Linked DNA regions of Homo sapiens: region 2 is linked to region 1. A link is a loop called in an ENCODE intact Hi-C map of the cell type or tissue named here. Cell type or tissue: GM12878. All regions are shown on one strand. Links, peaks and the distances in the headings refer to the core of each region. The heading gives the core; the rest is flanking DNA.

Region 1 (11,977 bases), core at 1,669-9,668:
TTTCCATGAAAGACATATTTCATAGCTTTTTAACATTAACACATGATCCACTGACATAACAAATGTAGAACATGTTCCTCCAGTGATACGGACTTGTCTGAACTGGGTGAAACTATGCAGTCCAGCAGCTACCAGATTTAAACATTTTACTGCTAAAGAAAAGAATTCAAAAGATTTATTCCTGGTATGCAAGGCTAGTTAAACATTTGAAATCAATTAATGTATTCTATCACATCAATTGCAGAAAAATTATATAATGATATCAATGAAACAAGAAAAATACCAATTATAAAGTAAAAAATAAAACTCTTTGTGGATGACATTACTGCCTATGTAGAAAATTCAAAAAACAGGCCAGGCGCAGTGGCTCACACCTGTAATCCCAGCACTTTGGGAGGCCAAGGCAGGCAGATCACGAGGTCAGGAGTTCGAGACCAGCCTGACCAACATAGTGAAACCCCGTCTCTACTAAAAACACAAAAATTAGCCAGGTGTGGTGGCATGCGCCAGTAATCCCAGCTACTCATGAGGCTGAGGCAGAAGAATTGCTTGAACCCAGGAGGCAGAGATTGCAGTGAGCCGAGATCGTGCCACTACACTCCAGCCTGGGCAACAGAGCGAGACTCCGTCTCAAAAAGAACAAAACAACAACAACAAAAAAACAACAAAGAATAAAATTCCTGGAACTAACAAGTGATCACAGAAGGGTTGCAGGATATAAGAGATGAATAAGCGGAACAGAAAGGAACTTTAGGGCAGTGAAATTATTCTATATGGTAATATAATGGTAGATATAAGACACTATACATTTATCAGAACCCACAGAACTGTTTAACACAAAGAGTAAATGCTAATATAAAATATGAACTTTAGCTAATAATGTATCACTGTTGATTCATCAGTTATATCAAATGTACCCCACTAATGCAGAATAGTAATAACAGGGGAAATTGTATATGGAGGAGGTAGTGGGTTTATGGTAACTTTCTGTATTATCATGCTCAATTCTCCACAAATATAACCCTGTTCTAAAAAACAAAGCAAAGTTGGCCCTCTGTATCCACGGATTCAATCAGCCTTGGATCAAAAAATATTCGGAAAAAATAAAAATAACAATACAACAATAAAAAAGTTTAAAACTACAGTATAACAACTATTGACATAGTGGTTACATTGTATTAGGTATTATAAGTAATCTAGAGATGACTTAAAGTATATGGGAGGATGTGCATAGGTTACATGCAAATAACCATTTTTTAGGGACTTGAGCATCTGTGGATTTTGGTAATTCAACGAAGGTGCTAGAACCAGTCCCCCACAAATACTGAGAGATGACTCTTGCTAATTTTTTTCAAAACCACAACAACAAAAGAATTACATATTAAAGTTAAGATGCAAAGCAACATGAGAGCTAACAAATAATAAACCCAGTAAAATAACACCAAGATGGAAAAATTTGACTTAGAAAGGATGATCCATTTCCACTAACTAGAGTCTTCCCAAAGTTAAATTCTACATGTGTAATTGTACAATAAATACTTAGAATTGGATATAACTTATTAGTAAGACAACTGACAACCAAAAAAGCATTTATTATTTGTCATAACCATGAGTTTCCTTCATCTGTCTTGTAGGATTTCTGTCCTTATAATACATATTTGGTAGTGTCTACTACTGAAACATAAGAATTGTAGACTATTCACTGCCAAGAGAATAAAGAGACTATAGGCATTCATGAATTTAATATGCTCTGCTATGCCTACATGTAAGGAAATGTAAAGGCCTATGGCCTGTAGCAATGTGAAAATTTTGCTGAGTCATAAATCTGCAACTGAAAGTCCTGAGAGGTTGGTATAAAAAAAGTCACTTAATTGGTGAGTAGGACTAGTTAGCACCCTGCTATCTACATCTCAATTCAGCTGCCATTCTAGTAAGACTGCACTGGCAGGCAGATTCTTCTTTCTTGTGAATAATGGTCCCCAAAAGAAAGTCAAGTGACAAAATGGAAACTGAGGTTAAAAAGAAAAAAAATAAGAAAGTGGTGACACGTGGGAGGGACAAAGATATTTAGATAATTTAAGAGTGGTATGTCAAATTTAGGTTGACTTGGAGCTAACGTGGGAAGTTCACTCTAGATTCTATATAGAAGTAAGAAAACAATTCATCAAATACGGCATACAAATTCAGGGGAAGATGAAAGATAGTGTACTTATAACATATAAATATTACTTAGGCAAGGCAGAAGTCTTTGGAAGGAAAGCAATCCACACATCTACCTACATACTTCCATAAAGCAACAGTGATGAACTAGCAATAGTGTAGAAATTAGTTGAAGAATTTGCTAAATGTTTTCTCTGCACCTGAATGTAAAAGGTAAGTGGCATCAGCATTGCCAGACTTATTTTCTTAGCTCCAGAAAGGAGAAAGGATATAAAGTCAAAATTTCAATGCATAAGAAATGGCTAAGAGTAGATAATGACTTTGTAATTGTCATTGATCATCGTCACTTCCACTGTTAAGACTCAGGTATGTCCATAACTAATATTACTACATATAATGTACTATAGGATACATTATAGTGGCATTTATGGAATTAATAGATATTTCTTCATTTTATAAGTTAATTTGATTCCATCTTATAGAAAATTTTTATGCTACAGAATATTAAAAATTAGAGATTTAAATGCATCCTTCATGAATTTTTAAAACCTACTACATTTTTCTGCTGGGCATAGTGGCTCATGCCTGTAATCCTAGTACTTTAAGAAGCTGAGGCAGGAGGATCACTTGAGCCCAGGAGTTTGAGACCACCCTGGGCAACAAAGTGAGACCCCATCTCACTTTGACAAAAAAATCAGAAAAATTTAGTTGGGTATGGCGGTGCATGCCTGTGTGGTCCCAGCTACTCAGGAGGCTGAGGCAGGAGGGTTGCTTAAGCCCAGGAGGTTGAGGCTGCAGTGGTTGTGCCACTGTACTCCAGCCTGGGCAACACAGCAAGACCTTGTCTCAAAAAAAAAAAAAAAAAATCTTATTACAGTTTTCCTTCTGGACGAAACTCCTCCAGAAAAAGGTTTCTTTTTTTTTTTAATCATACCTCATTTTACCAAAAAGGGAAATCCTAACTGTTCATGCAATCTATTTGACTGTACAATAAGCATGGTCTTGGTCTGTTAAGCCATTGTTGAAAGCCCAAAAGAAGGGAAGAAGTAAGGTTGAGAAGACGGCGTTTTAAATCATTTTTTTTTATCAAAGTAGTAGTAATATCTATGTGTATGTGCACTCTCTGTCAGAATGCAGAAGTGATGGGAAACCTAGATAAAGAAAATGAAGATGTATACACTGGATTTTAGGGGAGAAAAGTTCTACTTACAACAGAAAACATTATGGGGGAAAAATGTTATCATTGGTATCAGTCATTCACATGAGAAAACTGAGAAGGGGATAGAAAACAGTTAAAGCCTCAACTGCTATAAATCAACACGTAAATTCTCCAAGTATGAGTAAAAAAGTGAACCTAAGATAAATACAAAGTAAAATATACAATTTCAAAGGCAACAATCAAAGTTTTCTTCCTAAGTTAAATAGAAAAGTAAAAACGAATAATGGTAGTAACAACAATAGCTATCATTTATTGAGTGCTTTCCATATTAATCCTTACCATTACAATACCATAAACTTTATATTATCATTATCTTTATTAGGGGCTCAAAGATGTCAAAGTAACTTGCTCAAGATTGCACAGCTAGACAATTAAAGAAGAAACAGGATTTAAACATAAGCAGTTTGACTTAGAGACAACAGCCTTTACTATTCTTAAAGAAAGGCACTCTAAGCTAAGGCCATATATGTTAGTATATAAAAATATATAAAATCGAAGAGCAGTAACATGCAGAAAGATATCTGAATAATGATAAAAAGAAAAAAATATACATGAAAGTTAAACTATCTGGCCAGGTGGAAATGAGTGATCTACAAAACTAACACAAAGGGATGAATGATAGGAACCTAACTGACCTGGAAAACTAAAGGAACCTAAAGGCAGAATCTCTGAAAAGTTCTGAATTTGCCTTATTGATAATTTAATAACCTGGAAAGTACAGTCTGTGTTTGGTAAACTAACTTTTTTGGACCTAAGTATGACCAATAAGAAGAACACAGATGTAAACGCGGAAATGATGGCTGGGTGCAGTGGTTCACACCTATAATCCCAGCACTTTGGGAGACTATGGCTAGAGGATGGCTTGAGGCCAGGAGTTTGAGACCAGCCTGAGCAACACAGTGAGATCTCTATCTCTGCAAAAAAAAAAAAAAAAATTAAAAATTAGCTGGGTGTGGTGGCATGCACCTGTAGTCCTAGCAACTCAGGAGGCTGATGCAGAAAGACCGCTTGAGCCAGGAGTTAGAGGCTACAGTGAACTATGATGATGCCACTGCACTCCAGCCTGGGTGATAGAGAAATACCCTGTCTCAAACAATAAAAAACTGTAAACGATGGGAACTTTAGAAATAAGCAACAGTGTCACCTTAAAGAATTCATGAAAGCCAGAGCAAGAGGACACAATCTGAAAAAAACTTCAAAAATTTCAAATAGAAAAGAAGAGGACTCATATACTATCATAGACTGCTATAACTATCATATAACTACCATACTCTGGAGGGATCCTATGATAGCAAAAAAAAAAATCCCGCATAAAACAATTTTATTGTGTTATATTGCTGAGCTTTTATAAATAAGGCAGTGCTTCTCACCTTGAATGTGTGCAAAAATAAGCCTAAGTTACTTCAAGTCCAACACTAAGACTCTTGAATCAGAATCTGCAGTTGATTTGCATGCACTTTAAAGTTTGAGAAGCACTGGTCAATATCTTCTGATGAATGGATTCCCTTTACAACACTGGCTTCAAGTTATTGTCAAGCTTCTTACCGAATTATTTTAGTGATGGGAAGAGTTACTATTTCCTAAAATTGATCTTGTCATAGTTAGTCAGTTGTGGCTATTAGAAAAGCCTTTCTGATATTATTAAGCTGAGTTTTCTCCATAAAACTACTCCATTTGGAAATGAAAGGGAAATAAACTATCTCAAATGCTTGAGATTATAATCCCTTGGCAAAATTTTTATTTAAATTTTAATTGAAATTGTACTTACTTAAGGAATACAGCAGAATGTCTGAGAGTCCAGCTCCAAGGAGACCCAGTCATAGGAGTGTCCCCACACATTTGTGAGTTTTACCTCCAGGAGCTTACCAGGTTCTCACCATGAATAACTAACAGAGAAAAATCCCCTTATGCTTCCACAGCAGGGGGAGGAGAAAAGGAAGTATTTTGAAATACATCAGAGTTTCTGTTCCCTTAAGAGAAACTATTTAATCATAGTCTAATCTGTTGGGGTTTTAACAGAGACTAAGTGACCTGGGGAAAGGGAAATATCCAACTCCAATGAGCTACTCCATGTGGGCAAAGGGAAATACCCAGACCAACCCCAGCCCACTCCAGCCATCCTGTTCCACCGAAAAATCCAGGAATAAGGAGTGGGGAAAACTGAGAAGTCCCTTGCAAAGTTCACGGTCCAGAGGCACAGGCTCACCAAAAGACTGAGACCTAATTATGGTGCTACAGAATGCTGCCCCTCCCACACACCTTACTACCACATTAATAAAGGCCAGTTTACATCAGTTTCTTTAACCCAATACATGTCTGGTCATCAAGAAAAAATTACAAGACTCAGATATGGCAGAAATGCTGGAATTATCAGACCAATAATTAAAAACAGCTATAATATTCTGAGGGCTCTCATGGAGAAAGCAGAGAGCATAAAATGGAGAAAGTAGACAGCATAAAAGAACAGATGGGCAATACAAGTGGAGCGCTAGAAATTCTAAGAAAAAACCGCAAAGAAAGGCTAAAGATAAAAAGCACTGTACCATAAATTAAGAATAATTTAATGGACTTAATAGCTGACTGGAAAGAATCTTTTGAGTTTGAAGATCTCTCAATAGAAACCTGCAAGATGAAACAGCAAAGACAAAAAAGATTGGAAGAAACCCCACAGAACAGAATATCCAAAATTTACTGTGGAAGTACGAAAGGAGTAAATATGTATAATGGAAATTACAGAAGAAGAAGACAGAAAGGAACAGAAGATATATTTGAAACAATAATGACTGAGAAAATCCCAAACTAATATCAGACACCAAACTACAGATCTAGGATGCTCAGGGAACATCAACCAAAATAAATGCTCCCTGCCATACACACATAAACAAAAACTGTATCTAGGCATATATTCAGACCACAGAAAATCAAAGACAAGGAAAACACTTGAAAGAAGCCAGGTGGGGGCGGAGGAGGGGACCTTACCTATAGAGGAGCAATTCTGTATACCTTGAAATTATCCTTCAGTAGTGAAGGAGAAATAAAAACTCTCTCAGACAAATAAAAATTGAGGAAATCTGTTGCCAATAGACATGCTATGAAGAAATGTTTTTAAAAAGTTCTTTAAAGACAAAGAAACAAAGAGCAATGGAGAAGGATAAGTGAAGGTAAAATAAAAACTTATTTTTCTTATTCTTGACTGATCTAACCAGTAACAGTTAATTCAAAACAATAAGGGCAACTATTTATTTGAATGTGTGTGGTGTATCTGTGCTTACACATACTGCTGCATAAGTGAAATAAATGACAACAATGATACAAGTGATGGGAGAGAGGCAGAAAATCACTAAGTACATGGTTGAACTCAACAACTCCATCAATCAACTGCATGTAATTGATATCTACAGACTACTTCAACCAACAATGGCAGAATATACATCCTTCTCAAGCTCCTATAGAACATTTGCCAAGACAAAGACTACATTCTGGGCTGTAAAACACACATTAACAAATTCAAAAGCATAGAAATCATGCAATGATTAAATTAGAAATCACTTAACAGAAAAAGATATATAGCTGCAAAGTCCCAAAATACTTTGAGATTAAACAACCCACTTCTAGCATGGGCGCGGTGGCTCATGCCTGTAATCTTTGCACTTTGGGAGGGGGGCGGATCACTTGAGATGAGGAGTTCAAGACCAGCTTGGCCAACATGGCGAAACCCCATCTCTACTAAAAATATAAAAACCACACTTCTAAACAACACATAGTCAAAGAATAAATCTCAAGAGAAATTTTAAAATATTTTGAACTAAATGAAAATGAAAACACAACTTATCAAAATTTGTTGAATGCAACGAAAATAGTGCTTAGAGGGAAATTATAACACTGAATGCACATATGGTCATGAGCCATAAGCCATATAACAACATTTTGGTCAATGACAGACCACATATACAAAAGTGGTCCCATAAAATTACAATACCATATTTTGACTGTATTTTTTTCTAAGTTTAGATATGTTTAGATACACAAATTATTATCATTGTGTTACAACTGCTTACAGTATTCAGTACAGTAACATGCTGTACAGGTTTGTAGCCTAGGAACAATCTGCTATATAATATAGCCTAGATGTGTAGGAGACTATACCATCTTGGTTTGTGTAAATACACTCTATGATGTTTGCACAATGACAAAATTGCCAAACATCACATTTCTTAGAATGTATCCCCACCACTGACAAATGATTATATTAGAAAAGAAGATCTAAAACAAGTAATTTAAGCTTTCGCCTTGGTAAACTAAAAACAATAATAATAATAATAATAATAATAATAATAATAAAGCCAAAGCAAGCAGAAAAGAAATAATGAAAATTAGAACAAAAATCAGGTTGGGTGTGGTAGTCACACCTGTAGTCCCAGTGCTTTAGAAGGCTGAGGTGGGAAGATCACTTGAGGCCAGGGGTTTGAGACCAGTCTAGGCAACACAGTAAGACCCCATCTCTACAAAAAAAGATTTAAATTAGCTGGGCATGGTAGCACATGCCTGTAGTCCTAACTACTGAGAAGGCTGTGGCAGGAAGATCCCTTGAGCCCAGGAGTTCAAGGCTGCAGTGAGCTATGATTATATAACTACATTCCAGACTGGGCAACTGAGCAAGACTCTATCTCTAAAAACAAACAAACAAAAAACAAGAACAGAAATCAATGAAACTGAAAAGAGGGAAATCAATGGAAAAAAATCCTGAAAGCAAAACCTGGTTCTTTGACAGATCAATGGAATCAATAAATAACTAGTATCAAATAACTAGTATCAAAAATGAAAGAGGGGGCATCAACAAAGATCCCATGGACATTAAAAAGCTAATCAAGGAATTCTGTGAATAACTCTATGTCCACAAATTTGATAACCCAAAAGGACCAATTCTATGACAGACACAATCTGCCAAAACCCACAAGGAAAACAGACAATCTGAATAGGCCTCTATCTATTTTAAAAATTGAATCGATACTAATAACTTTCCAAAACAGAAAGCACCAGGCACAAAAGTGTTCACTGGTGAATTCTACCATACTTTTCAGGACAAAAGTACACTAACTCTCTACAATCTCTTGCAGAAGAGAAAAATAGAGAGAATACTTCCTAACTCTTTCTATGAGGCCAGCATTACCCTAATACCAAAACTGACAAAGATATTACTCCAAAAGAAAACTACAAACCAGTATGTCTCATAAATTAGATGTGAAAAATCCTCAACAAAATATAGCAAATCAAATCCAACAATTAACAAAAAGAATTATACCCTTGACCAACTGGTATTTATTCCAAGTATGCAGGCTGGTTCGACATTTGAAAAATCAATGTAACCCATCACATCAACAGGCTTAAAAAGAAAAATCTCACAATCATAAAAATAGATGCCAAAAAATGCATTTCACAAATTCCAACACTCATTCAAAATAAAAACTCTCAGTGAAATAGGAACAGAAAGGAACTTCCTCAACTCAACTTGTTAAGAAATAGCTACAAAAAAAATTACAGCTAACACCATACTTAATGGAGAGAAACTCAAAATGTTTCCACTAAGTTCAGGAACAAGGCAAGGATCCCCCTCTTTCTACTGCTTCCAACATAGTACTGGAAGTCCTAGGTAATGCAGTACGACAATACAAGGTATTCAGGTTGGGAAGAAAGAAATAAAACTGTCTTTGTTAACAAACAACATGATCATCTAGGTAGAAAATCCAAAAGAATCAACAAAAAACTCCTGAAACTAGTAAGTGATTGCAGCAAGGCTGCAGGATACAAGGCCTACCACTTTCCTGTATACCAGAAATGAACAAGTGAAATTTGAAATTAAAACACAATACCATTTACATCAGCACCCCCAAAATGAAATCTTTTGATACAAATCTAACAAAATATGTTCCATGTTTATATGAGGAAAACTACAAAACTCTAATGAAAGAAATCAAAGAACTAAATCAATGTAGAGACATTCCAATGTTTATGGATAGAAATACTCAATGTTCTTAAGATGTCAGTTCTTCCCAATTTGACCTACAGATTGATTGCAATCCCAATCATAATCCCAGTAAGCTATTTTGTGGATATCAATAAGATGACTCTAAAGTTTATATGGAAAGGCAAAGGATCCAGATAAAGGCAACACAGTATTGAAAAAGAAGATCAAAGTTGGAAGACTGAAACTAGTCAACTCTCAGACATAGTACGGGAGGCGGAGCTTGCAGTGAGCAGAGAGATTGTGCCACTGCACTCCAGCCTGGGCGACACAGCGAGATTCCGACACAAAAAAAAAAAAAAAAAAAGCTACAGTCATCAAGACCTGGTACTGGTGAAAGAAGAGACAAATAGATCAAAGGAACCAAAGGCAAGCTTCATGAAAGAAACAGTAAGATAGGCTAAACATTATTAGAATTAAAAATCTTGCTCTGTAAAAGACATCGTCAAGGGGAAAAAAAGCCAGACAGGGAGACAATATTTGCAAAAGAAACATCTGATAAGGACTACACAGAATTCCTTTTCTTTTTTTTTTTTTTTTAGATGGAGTCTCACTCTGCTGCCAGGCTGCAGTGCAGTGGTGCAATCTCGGCTCACTGCAAGCTCCGCCTCCCGGGTTCATGCCATTCTGCCTCAGCCTCCCGAGGAGCTGGGACTACATGCGCCCATCACTACGCCCAGCTAATTTTTGTATTTTTAGTACAGAGGAGGTTTCACCATGTTAGCCAGGATGGTCTCGATCTCCTGACCTTGTGATCTGCCCGCCTCGGGCTCCCAAAATGCTGGGGTTACAGGCGTGAGCCACCGCGCCCGGCCCAAAGAACTCTTAATATTCAACAATAAGAAAAGAAACAACCCGAGCTGGAGCCAAGATGGCCGAATAGGAACAGCTCCGGTCTACAGCTCCCAGCGTGAGCTACGCAGAAGACAGGTGATTTCTGCATTTCCATCTGAGGTACCGGGTTCATCTCACTAGGGAGTGCCAGACAGTGGGCGCAGGACAGTGGGTGCAGCGCACCCTGCACGAGCCGAAGCAGGGCGAGGCATTGCCTCACTCGGGAAGAGCAAGGGGTCAGGGAGTTCCCTATCCTAGTCAAAGAAAGGGGTGACAGACGGCACCTGGAAAATCAGGTCATTCCCACCCCAATACTGCACTTTTCCGACGGGCTTTAAAAACAGCGCACCAGGAGATTATATCCCGCACCTGGCTCCGAGGGTCCTACACCCACGGAGTCTCGCTGATTGCTAGCACAGCAGTCTGAGATCAAACTGCAAGGTGGCAGCGAGGCTAGGGGAGGGGCACCCGCCATTGCCCAGGCTTGCTTAGGTCAACAAAGCAGCCGGGAAGCTCAAACTGGGTGGAGCCCACCACAGCTCAAGGAGGCCTGCCTGCCTCTGTAGGCTCCACCTCTGGGGGCAGGGCACAGACGAACAAAAAGACAGCAGTAACCTCTGCAGACTTCAATGTCCCTGACAGCTTTGAAGAGAGCAGTGGCTCTCCCAGCATGCAGCTGGAGATCTGAGAACAGGCAGACAGCCTCCTCAAGTGGGTCCGTGACCCCTGACCCCCGAGCAGCCTAACTGGGAGGCACCCCCTCCATAGGGGCAGACTGACACCTCACACGGCCGGGTACTCCTCTGAGACAAAACTTCCAGGGGAACGATAAGACAGCAGCATTTGCGGTTCACGAAAATCCACTGTTCTGCAGCCACCGCTGCTGGTACCCAGGCAAACAGGGTCTGGAGTGCACCTCTAGCAAACTTCAAAAGACCTGCAGCTGAGGTCCTGTCTGTTAGAAGGAAAACTAACAAGCAGAAAGGACATCCACGCCAAAAACCCATCTGTACATCACCATCATCAAAGACCAAAAGTAGATAAAACCACAAAGATGGGGAAAAAACAGAACAGAAAAACTGGAAACTCTAAAAACCAGAGCGCCTCTCCTCCTCCAAAGGAACGCAGCTCCTCACCAGAAATGGAGCAAAGCTGAATGGAGAATGACTTTGACGAGTTGAGAGAAGAAGGCCTCAGACGATCAAACTACTCCAAGCTACAGGAGGAAATTCAAACCAAAGGCAAAGAAGTTGAAAACTTTGAAAAAAATTTAGACGAATGTATAACTAGAATAACCAATACAGAGAAGTGCTTAAAGGAGCTGATGGAGCTGAAAGCCAAGGCTCGAGAACTACGTGAAGAATGCAGAAGCCTCAGGAGCCGATGCAATCAACTGGAAGAAAGGGTATCAGCAATGGAAGATGAAATGAATGAAATGAAGCGAGAAGGGAAGTTTAGAGAAAAAAGAATAAAAAGAAATGAACAAAGCCTCCAAGAAATATGGGACTATGTGAAAAGACCAAATCTATGTCTGATTGGTGTACCTGAAAGTGACGGGGAGAATGGAACCAAGTTGGAAAACACTCTGCAGGATATTATCCAGGAGAACTTCCTCAATCTAGCAAGGCAGGCCAACATTCAGATTAAGGAAATACAGAGAATGACACAAAGATACTCCTCAAGAAGAGCAACTCCAAGACACATAATTGTCAGATTCACCAAGGTTGAAATGAAGGAAAAAA
Region 2 (11,977 bases), core at 1,023-9,022, 720 kb after region 1:
TAATGAGTCACAAAATAAAGCTGTGACAGTTCTGTTGGTCTACAGAAATTTACTTTTGTGCATTTGTGGCACCACCTACTGTTGAAGGGTTATAAAGCCATTAGAAAAGTAGAGGGGAAGTGATTTGGATCAAAAGGAAAAACTTTAGAAAAGATTCAAATGTTCCCTTAATCATAAAAGAGAACTGAGGGGACTACTTGAAAATAAAAGGTTGTTTTGTATTTTCATGTTGGTTAAGATACTGAGTAACTGGTATTAAGTGTTAGAGGTTTTTAGATAAATATTCTGCTTAATGATTATGAAGCTGCACTGAGATTTCTGAAAATGCTCTGTAGCTGAGCTTATTTAATAAATGTTCACTTGGTATAGGGGAAGCTACAAAGGCAGCCTTCAGTGTCCTTTTGTTTATTCAACCAAAAATATAAGGACACAATGTAGCAGTTATACTGGGAAGGTGCTGGGGGTGGTGGCAATGGTGAGCAGGAAGGCGAAGTAGATATGGAAACAGAAATGATACTAATATCGGTGATTCCTTCCTTTTTTCCTGTAATAAGTGCTGTGCAGACAACATATGAGCAGTGCTGATAAATGTAAATGTATTTTTCATAGCTCATTAAGAATCAGTTTCAGAAAGAGATGTCTGCTTATTTTGCTACTTGAAGAATCCCTGTCAAACAGTCCTTTTGAGGAAGTACAAGAGGCTGTCTCTATTTGTGACCTCAGGAATGGCTGTGACAGTGTCGTGAGCAGTCCTTTTCCTGTGGCACAGATCTGAACTTTGTGTGCAGAAAAATCTTGGCTTCAAGTGAGCCAAGATGCCCCCTGAGCATCAGCATCACAACTTCATCCTCCTATCTTGAAGTTCATGTTATAGTGACTTTAATGAAATCATAGAACACTGTTTCTTCGTGAACAATGACGAGGGAGAGGAAAAAACTTTATTGAAAAATAAAAAGGCAGGTAATTTAGATGAAAATATGTTACCCATGAGGTTTTGTTTTTGCTTTTTGTTTTTGTTTTTGAGAAACAGAATCTCGCTCTGTCGTCCAGGCTGGAGTGCAGCGGCATGATCTTGGCTCACTGCAACCTCCGCCTCCCGGGTTCAAGCGATTCTCCTCAGCTTCCCAAGTAGCTGGTACTACAGGCATGCGCCACCACAACCAGCTAATTTTTGTATTTTTAGTAGAGATGGGGTTTCACTATACGTTGGCCAGGCTGGTCTCAAACTCCTGACCTAAGGTGATCCTTCTGCCTTGGGCTCCCAAAGTGCTGGGATTACAGGCATGAGCCACCTTGCCTGGCCCTACCCATGAGCCTTGACTAAAACATTCTTCTATCTGTAGAAAAGCCCAAAAGAACTTTTCCAGATTCAAAAAACTTGGCACTTTGTAATGGTAATGTTTACATTAAGTAAAAAAAAAAAAAAAACCCACTTAGCTTCAGTTTTCAAGTGTTTACTGTGTTGTCATGCACTTCATTTAATTCTCAACACCTGCCCTATGAGGTAAAAAGTACCATTTTACATATGAGTAAATTACAGCTCAGTGGATAAGAAACTCGTCCAAAGGTACAGGTTCAGTCAAGTGGCAGAGGGTTCTTTTTGTTGAAGTTAGGTATCAGTTAAAATTGACCTTGTAAAATCACATCAGCATCAATATACATTAATTTAACAAATATTTATTGAACTTTACTGTATGCCAGATACTTCTCTAGGTACTAGGGGGTACAATGTAGAAGAAAATAGAATTCCTGCTCTAATGAATTTATATTTCAGTGGTGAAAGATGATGTGTGGACAAACACATCTAATGTATTTTGACAGCAATGGGTGCTAAGAAGAAAATAAGACATGGTAATTGGATAACAATGGAGAGAAGTCAGAGATGGCCTTTTCTGAGGAGTGACATGCTCAGAATCGAATAAAAAGAGCAGGAGCAGCCTTTCAAGGTGGGTGCGAAGGATATTCCCGGAAGAAAGAATAAGTGTTGCAAAAGCCCCAGTGGGAAAAAGCTTGGCAAGCTGAGGTGGTAAAAGAGCTATCTGTACTAATGTCTCTTGTACTGAGTTAGCAAGGACAAGAGTGGCAGGGGGTGGAACTGGAGAGATAGCAGGGACCACATCTCACAGGATCTCGCCAGCCTTTTTAAGGTATTTGGATTTTATTGTTAGTGCAACAAGGAGCCACTGGAGAGTTTTAAACAGTAGTGGTGTGACCTACTGTTTCAGAAAGAACACTGGCTACTATGGGAAGAAAGGACAGTAGGAAGACTAATAGATAATGGTGGATTGAACTAAGATGGTAGCAACAGATAGGGAGCTATGGTAATGTTCAGTATCCACTTTGGAGATAGATCCAGCAGGACTTGCTGACAGACTGCATGTAAGGGCTGAGGGAAAGAGAGCTAGCAAGGTGACTTCTAGTTTGTGACCTGAACTAGGTAGATGGTTGTGTTAAAAATGCAGTGGGTATTTCAGTCTGAAGCTCAGGGGCAATGATGGAAAATAAGATAAATGTGTGCAAGTTGGCTGGGCGTGGTGGTGCACGCCTATAATCACAGCACTTTGGGAGGCCGAGACGGGTGGATCACTTGAGGTCAGGCGTTTGCGACCAGCCTAACATGGTGAAACCCCATCTCTAATAAATACAAAAAAATTAGCTGGGCATGGTGGTGCATGCCTGTAATCCAAGCTACTTGGGAGGCTGAGACAAGAGAATCGCTTGCACCTGGGAGGCGGAGGTTTCAGTGAGCTGAGATCGCACCATTGCACTCCAGCCTGGGCAACAAGAGCGAAACTCCATCTAAAAAAAAAAGTGTGCAAGTTATTGGTACGTATATATTTAAGCCTCGGGACTGAATGAGATTACCTAGAGAGAATGAAGATAGGGAACATTCTTGAGCCTGAGATCCTATAACATTTAGAAGAGAAGCTAGCCAGGGAAATTGAGAGGGACTGGCCAGTGAGAGAGAGTAAAATCTGAAGAGTATAATGCCATATGTTGAAGCTCAGAGAATTATTGTTTCAGGAAGGCAGAAGTTGTCAATTATGTCCAACATTGCTGAGAAGATGAGTAAGGAATGTAAATGAGTAAAGGCAGGAATGGCTATTGAATTTGTTAAGACAGAGGTCCTTGGTGACCTTCCTAAGAGTCATTTCAGCATGACAAGGATGCAGACCTAACTGGAATAGATTTTCAGGGAAGACTGAGAGGCAAGGAAGGGGAGACTGCAAATATATGCAAATCTATATTTTTGCTTTGAAGGGAAACAGAAAACAGGACAACAGCTGGTTTACAGAACTTTTATTTGGATTCTTTCCTTGTCTGTTAATAATATAGGCTGCACCTGGGCATCATCGTGCCCTTCCTTTTTGATTCTGCTGTTTTGCTTTTAATCCTACAGGCATTTCTTCTGGCAGGAGCCTTGTACACACTCTGGGTGGTTCATGACCACCACGGACTTGCCCTTTCAAGGCAGAAGCCTGTGATTCAAAAACTTCCATTCCTTCCAATCGACTATTATAAAACTCATTTTGTCTAGTGCCCATACTCCTTTACCTTAGGATCCTGGGCCAACTGTCACTAAAGAAAACAAACCATTTCCTCCTCCTGGGGGAATGTGCTTCTTTCAAGAAGGTGCTTAGAGAATAGACATTCTAGGTGACAGCAGTTATGAAAGAGGTGTCTCTAATGAACCTAACACTTCTTCCAACATACTCCAGGTTCACCCTCCTTTGAAGACAGAAAGTACTACAACTTCAGTTGCCACCCTAGTCAGGTTCATAGGATTTACTCAGTAGGTTAAGAGATGGTGCTGAGAATGAAGTCCAGAGTTTGAGTCTACAAGTGGCATTTGCTTCTCCTTTGGGACTTCTGTGGCAGGGTGTGGAACCAAATCAGATTGGTTGCATATCTGTTTCTCTTCCTGAAAATACAATTCAAATACCTTCATAGTCTGTGACAGCAACTTATAACCAACAGACAATGGTATTATTTTTATTTATTGATGGCACTCCCCCATAGCCAGAACTTCTACTGAGTCATTCATCGTGTATTCCAGGAATACTTTCCAAATGGAGTAGTGAGGCACTTCCAATAACAGTTATGTAATCTGTTAACAGTGGCTCAAAATGACATGTGAAGGAATGATGTACTTCTTTTTTCAGACTCACAGATCTCATATGTTAATTCAGTCAACAAGTACTTAGGGCTTATCACATGCCAGGCACAGGTAATATGACAATAATGAAAACAAAAACCCTTGCTGTCATAGAATTCGGTTTCTAGTGGGAAGAGACATACATTAACAAATCATATATAAGTAAAACATTAATTATGGTGATAACAGAAAAAGAAAGCAGGGGAGAGGGATAGTGTCTTAGTTCAGGTTGCTGTAACAAGAGTACCATAGACAGGGTGGCTTAAACAACAAACATTTCTTTCTCACAGATCTAGTGGCTGGGAAGTCTAAGACCAGGGTGCCAGCATGAAGAAGTTCTGGTGAAGGCTTACATTCTGGTTTCCTCACAGTGAGGGCTCTTCACGCCCTTATAAATGCACTAATTCTATTACCCACATGACCTCATCTAAAACTAACTCACAAAGGCCAAACCTCCTATGTTGAGATTAAGGCTTCAACATAGGAATTTTGGGGGGACAAAAACATTCAGTCTCTAGCAGATAGGGGCCACTGTGGGAGGGGATTACAATCTTAAATAGGGTTGTCAGGGAAGGCTTCATGAGGGCAAAGACCTGAGGAGGCATGGAAATGATCCACGCAGATGCATGTCTGGGGAAGAGCATTCCAGGCAGAGGCAGTGGGAATGGACCCTCAGGTAAGAGCATGTTTAGCAAGTTCAGAGAAAAGCCTCTTAGGTCAGGTCTGGAGCGAGAGTGGAAAATGTAACAGGACAGATCATGTAAAGACTTGTAGACCACAGTTAGAGGCTTGGACAATAACTCTGAGGATGACATGAAGGTATTGGGAGGGGGTGTTGAGCAGAGGAGTGATATGATCTGGTTTATATTTTAGATTATTCTGACTGCTATGTTGAAAATAGGGTTGAGAGCAGAGGGGAAGGGCAGCACACCAGTTAAGACCACTTCCCAAAAATCCAGATGATGATGGGCTTGAACCAGGAGAGTTGCTATAGGGATGTGAAGCAATCAAATTCTAGATATTTGGGACCTGCTGACAGGTACATAATGGTGTATGAGAGAAAAGGCAGTGTGAGAATGACTCTGAAGTCTGTGGCCTGAGCAAAACAGAAACCTGGAGTTGCCAATAGCTGAGATAAAGTTTCTGGTTAAAGATCAAGAGCTCAGTTTTGGACAAGAGGGGTGTGAGATTTCTAATAGACATTCAGGTGGAGGTGTGGGGAACACACCTGGATGTGATGAGCCTGGAATTCAAATTCACATGTGTGAATTTGAAAAAAGATTCAGAAAAGAGGTGTGGACTGGAGGAGCTATCCACACACAGATAGCATTTGAAGCCACAAGACTGGGGGTGATGACGCAGGGAGTAAGTATAAATAGAAAAGAGAAGTGGTCCAAGGACTCAGTCCTTACATCAGAGGTCAAAGAGACAAGATGGAGACTAGGAGATATGAAGGCTTGTGCAGTGAGTGTTTCGGAGAAACGAAGAAACTTCCCAGAAGAAAGGAGAGGTCAACTGCTAACAAGTCAAGTGAAATGAGAACTGGGAAATGAGTTGACAAGAGCAATTTGGCTGGCGTGATCAGAGAATGTTTAAGAGATAATGTGAGGGAAGAAAATGGAGGCAGGAAGTATGAACTACTCTTTTGAGTCATATTGTAAAGGAAAAAAATGGGGTGATTTTACTCTTTTTTTTTTTTAAAGATAGGAAAAAAAAGTATATTTATATGCTGAGGAGAAGAATCCAGTTGAAGGGGAATACTGTGGCTTCAGGAGACAGGAAAACTGCCTAAGCCACATCCTTCAGCAAGTGAGTGTTCAAGTGGAGGGTTTGTCTTTGCTTGGGGCACGGGCGGTTCATCCACAGTGAAAGGAGAGAAGGCAGGGCATGTGGGGTTGGCTGTAGAAAGCGGGCAGACGGGGTGGGAACTTATGAAGACTCTTCTGATTGTTATTTTCTCTGTTAAGTAAAAGGAAAGGTCATTGGCTAAGAATGAAGATGGACGCGCAGGTGCTGGGAGTCATCGAAGAGAATGAAAGAATGAATAAAATAGAGAAAAATACAATGCTATTATATAAACCTATACATTTAAATTACTTTCCTCTTCAAATTAGACCCCCTGGAAGGCAAATCTCTGTCATGTTAAGTTTTAGGAAAAGTCATAATCTACTTGGAGCTAAGTATGAAGAATAAGGTATATGATTTAAACCACATAATTCTATTTTTGCTTAAACCGGGGAAGCCTTTAAGGTAACGTAGAGTGTACCCATTAAAAAAGATAAAAATGTCAGCTTCCCCTTCCCTTTAAATATAGTAAGGCTCAAAGGTAATTGATGTTCATAACCCTAAGGTACTATAACAGTCTGAAGCAAAATATTAAATGTCTTCTGTAGTATTTTAGTTAACTTTTAATTTTATTGGTAATTTATGTGTAGTTAACCACATACTTGTGCCTCAACTATTTCACATAAATGTGAGATGTCTTAGGCCTCTTTGAACTCTGCATGGAAAAGAATGCTGAGGAGGTATGTCTGTTTAAGCTGCCACTGCCTGCCTCTCATAAATAATATCTCACATTGCATAATAGCCCAGATAAACTGCAGATCGCTTAGAGCCTGATAAATGAGAGGAAACTGTACAGTTTGTTTTCCAAATTGCCCTTGGACAGCTAATTCACAATTTACTATTTTATAGCTGTAAGATTTTAAAAATATAAAATAACATAGCTGTAAATACAGATTATCAGAAGATAGTCTGTAAAAATGTAAATATAATATAGCTGTAAATATACACTATCGGAAGTACCAAATCTAGTTTTAGTAGGTAGAGGCATCAAGTAAAATGGAAATGAAAGATGTTTCAAGGAAAACTCCAGGACATCTGTGGCAGTACTAAAGAAACCTTCCTTCTCAGGTTCCCAGCATGCTATTTTATTGATGTAACAACATTTTCAATAAAGTTGGTAAATTATCACTATATTACTGTCTTATAGCAACATAGCAAGAGCTTTAGAGATCATATAAGTATAAAATGTGAATTTAAAAAAACAATGAATATGCAGGATTTTTATTAGGGCAAGCGTTTCCATAACCATAAATATTTCTTTAAAACAAATAAATGTCCCAAGATCTCTGTTAGTGATCCAAACTAAGTAGAAATTAGTAAAATTAATTATAAATGAACAATTTCAGCATATAAACCAACAAGTCTTTTCTAGATTTTTAACACTGTGACCCAATTGCATTATTTTCCAAGTTAGAATGACTAATAATCAATGAATGTAAAAGCAATAATTAATACAGATGACATTGTACTTTTCCACAGTAAAGAAATAAACAATCTAATATTTTTATAAATCCCATTTTATATCACAAAATAACCTTTACTAAGCAAATTTTTTTAAAATCTCAGGAACTATAGACATGATGAAAAGATAGATATTTTATATAAATAATTCAAAAATACTGTCAGGCAAGGAAATGTAAAATCCTTATTTGAGTAAAAGAAAATGCTATAAAGCAATGAGTTATCAAAATACAGAAGAGGTATTCTAAAACAAATGAAAAACCAAGATGATGAAATAGTGACAACTACTTCTAATGTGTAACAGATACTGAAATGCCAAGGTGAAAGTGAACTGAATTATTTCTTAAAGCAGTGGAGAATATGTAACTTTCAAAAATGCAAGAAGCACAGCAAATTAACTAATTAACTTACCACCTCCTTCAAATAAAAGCGAGAACCTCTTGGGAGAATTTAAGCACCATTAGCAGACACATCTTAGAGCAGTTAATGAAATGTTTTGTATTTCAGTAGAAAACTATTTCAATGGTGAAAATGATGCAGGAATCAGAAGCATATTCTGCTGAGAAACTAGGTAGTTGACACTTTCCCGAACTGGAAAAACATTTCATAAGAAGGCATACAGTTATTGGTTGAATCACATTTGTTCTAAAAATAATTCGTGCTTAGTGAAACAGCTTACCAGCCGCCACAACTCTGGGATCCTCATGGGACTTATGTCTCCCAGCTGCACGACTATCTGCACTCTCATTCCACCAAAGAACATGAACTGCAGAAATAAACCACAAGTAGTTTCTGAAATATATGGCAATAGCAAATAAGAAATATTGAAAAAGTGAATCAGAAATGTTGTCTTATTCTTTAAATCAAAATCAAAAGGTAAAACTAAATATGTTAGTTATAAGATTTCAGAGGGATCAGAAATTTGGAAGATAAATTTATAAGTTAAACTGGAAACATAAGGCTGAAGAGAGAATGCAAAGAAACACAGCTTAAGGCACAATTAAGACTAGACCCGAGTTTAATGACTTCCTACTATGTTTTATTTTTTAAAAAAAGCAGATTATAAAAAATTGTTTACTGTAGAAAATTTAGGTGATACAAAGAAAAAATAAAAGTTAGTATAATCTTAACTGCCTAGATAAACCTTTATCAACATATGGTGTGTTTCCTTTAAAAAAAATTAGTAAACCAAATTAGGGTCTTAGTGTATATTATACTTAGTAACAGATTTTTTAAAATGCTGCAACAATGTGAGAATTTTCTATGTCAATGATATTAATTTTGAATGACAAAGACACCAAAAACAATCATGATAAAAACAAAAATTGACAAATGGTATCTAATTACACTTAAGAGCTTCTGCACAGCAAAAAAAAAAACAAAAAAAAAACTGTCAACAGAGTAAACAGACAACCTCCAGAATGGGAGAAAATTTTTGCAAACTACGCATCTGACAAAGGCCTAATATCCAGCCTCTATAAGGAACTTAAACAAGTTTATAAGAGAAAAAAAGAATCCCATTAAAAAGTAGGTAAAGGGCATGAATAGTCACTTTTCTAAAGAAGACATATATGAGACCAACAAACTTATGAGAAAATGCTCAATATCACTGATCATTAGAGAATGCAAATATAAACCACAATTAGATACCATCTCACACCAGTCAGAATGCCTGTTACTAAAAAGTCAAAAAATAACAGATGCTGGTGAGGTTGTGAAAAAAAGGGAACACTTACACCCTGTTGGTGGGAGTGTAAATTAGTTCAACCATTATGGAAAGCAGTATGGTGATTCCTCAAAGAGCTAAAAGCAGAACTGCCATTCGACCCAACAATCCCATTACTGGATATATACCCAGAGAAATATAAATCATTTTACCATAAAGACATGTGCACGTGAATGTTCACTGCAGCACTATTCACAATAGCAAAAACTTGGAATCTTTTCATGAAAACCTATATGCCCACCAACAACAGATTGGATAAAGAAAATGTGGTACATACACACCATGGAATACCATGCAGCCATAAAAAAGAACCAGATTATAACTTTTGTGGGAACATGGATGTAGCTAGAGGCTATTATCCTCAGCAAACCAACAGAGGAAAAGAAAACCAGATACCACATGTTCTCACTTATAAACGGGAGCTAAATGATGAGAATTTATGAACACAAAGAAGGAAACAACAGACACTGGGGTCTACTTGAGAATGGAAGATGGGAGGAGGGAGAGGATTAGAAAAGATAACAATTGGGTACTGGGCTTAATACCTGAGTGATTAAATAATCTGTACAACAAACCCCCATGACATGGGTTTACCTAAGTAACAAATCTTCACATGTACCCCGTGAACCTAAAATAAAAGTTAAAAAACAAACACCAGTTCAGCATTTGAAAAAGGCTCCATAAAGTATTAACATTCTAAAAAAATAAGATGTAAAATAAGATGCTTATAGATTTTTTCAATCCTATAAACAACAAACTCTAAAAATTTGGAGATAAAAATTAAAACAGGTACCAAAATGAAAAAGAGAGACGAACTGATCTAATACACATGGCAACTTCATAGAACAAATGGACAACTGTACCTCTGTTGAGTTCTCCATATTCTGTGTGGAAAACACCAACTACTTTTGTGTAGCCTAAATTGACATGGGCATTAATTGCTCTTTCAAATGCATCACCCCACAGAGCTGGCCCACCAGGTTTCATCTGAAAAACAGCTAGTTCATAGACTCCTAGAATAGGGAGAAAAATAATTATTTCACAGAAGACATTCAAACAATTTCTAACCAGGTTTTCCTGATTTCATTAGAAGGCTAACCAATGAAGTTAGAGGATAATCCATGTATACATACATATGCAGTCACATTTATTGATTCTCTGCATTATTTTTCTTTGCTTTTATGTTTAGAAAGTCTTTGTCCATGTTTAAGGGTCAGTTGTTAAAATTAATCATAAAGAAAATAAAGAAAAAGGACTGGAAGCTATATATAAACTACACTCTGAAATATTTTTAATCTATAAAATTTGTCAGGAAAACAGATACTGAGAATGTATAATGAAGCAGAATTTTCAAGCTGCCTGTCTACACTTTTTAAAAAAGAAATGCATAAGAGAAGTACTTTCTGATATCCTACATTTCCTTCTCCTTTTCAATTTTGAGAGGAAATAACTTTTTCCTTTGTATAATTTTCTCCGGTAGGATTCTATTTCTAGTTGACCCAAAGTCATGTCTGAGCCTTTAAGGAAAAAAAGAAAACCCTCAAGGAGATGGTTTTATTCTTCCTAAATATCCAGGTAAATGCTTAAAAACCATTCTACCTTCTGGCCAGAAGTATAAGATGGGTGGAGAGAAAGAAACTAGAGGACAAGGTAGATTGGACAAGAAAAAGGAAAGAAATACAAAGTTACTAAAGAATTATGAACAACATAGAGGAAGGGAACTATTAATAAGACTTGACACTGAGAAGTCAACTGTTTTACTTAGTGCTGAAAGTTAAGGGGAGTTTTAAGTACATTAGAATCCAAACAAGACTTTTCAAATCTCTTATAATCTAAAATAAAATACAAAGTTGAGTTTATGGGAGACATAAAATGAAATTTAAATTAGTTTATGCTTTTCGAATCTGACCTCTGTTTAAAATTAGATAGAGGTAATTATTTCCTTTAGTGAGCAAGAAGTGAAATCAGGAAGAAGACAAATCTTTTCAAACTGAGAAACAAGAAAGAGGAAGACACAAAAGTTAAACTACAATAATGTAGCTTAGCAGTGTAAGTTAATTCATTCCCCCAAAACAGTCAGTTTACAAGCAAAGATGTACTTAATGATTTAAGATTAGCTGACTTTGTGGAAAAAATACTTTTATATTTAAAAGTTTATACATTTTAAAACTGTGACAAAATTTCATGAACTACGACTCATCTACCTACACCTGTTTTCCTAGCTCCCAAGCCCCACTTTTTCACCTGTATTGACCATGTCAACTTTTGTTAGGCATCCGTTAGATTTCAATATGGAAAAATACTTCATTTTTTGTTTTAAGGATAAGCAATGTTTAAGGATAAGCTCAATGTTTTAAGGATAAGCAAAGAGCTCTAGAACTCTAATTCTCTTTTTTTTTTTTTTTTTTGAGACGGAGTCTCGCTCTGTCGCCCAGGCTGGAGTGCAGTGGCGAGATCTCGGCTCACTGGAAGCTCCGCCTTCTGGGTTCACGCCATTCCCCTGCCTCAGCCTCCCTAGTAGCTGGGACTACAGGCATGCACCACCACACCCAGCTAATTTTTGTATTTTTGGTAGAGATGGGGCTTCACTACGTTGACCAGGCGGATCTTGAATTCTTGACCTCAAGTGATTCGCCCGCCTCGGCCTTCCAAAGTGCTGAGATTATAGGCGTGAGCCACCGCGCCCAGTCTCTAATTCATTTTTATCTCCAGACTCATCATATATTATTATATAAAACAAAGAATTATATATTTTTTTCCTATAGAACTTTACTCTTTATAACTTTAGG

What was found. Peaks named below come from ENCODE experiments on the same cell type or tissue, not always from the same donor. Only the 100,000 strongest peaks of a DNase experiment are listed, where the experiment ranks them.
Region 2: a loop joins it to region 1, with 6 times the contacts of the local background. A loop is called at or near these places in 1 of 110 quality-filtered maps.

The regions. Positions count from the first base shown.
Region 1 is chr9:105,493,934-105,505,910 of GRCh38, reverse strand. The region is part of intron 7 of FSD1L (fibronectin type III and SPRY domain containing 1 like); the gene reads right to left. Among named protein-coding and RNA genes, the nearest start is that of FSD1L, 52 kb to the right of the region's middle. RefSeq lists enhancers at 5,195-5,244, 5,255-5,374. In GM12878, for the core only: no CTCF peak of the experiment used is centred there; DNase peaks (open chromatin) are centred at 1,840 and 5,270; H3K4me3 peaks cover 3,069 bases; H3K27ac peaks cover 4,430 bases.
Region 2 is chr9:104,769,073-104,781,049 of GRCh38, reverse strand. It overlaps NIPSNAP3B (nipsnap homolog 3B), which reads right to left. Exons shown (of 6, transcript NM_018376.4): 4 at 10,052-10,201; 5 at 8,142-8,228; 6 at 3,286-8,053. The coding sequence ends at 7,977. It overlaps ABCA1 (ATP binding cassette subfamily A member 1), which reads left to right. Exons shown (of 50, transcript NM_005502.4): 50 at 1-44. Among named protein-coding and RNA genes, the nearest start is that of NIPSNAP3B, 11 kb to the right of the region's middle. RefSeq lists an enhancer at 5,557-5,806. In GM12878, for the core only: no CTCF peak of the experiment used is centred there; a DNase peak (open chromatin) is centred at 5,539; H3K4me3 peaks cover 1,707 bases; H3K27ac peaks cover 3,577 bases.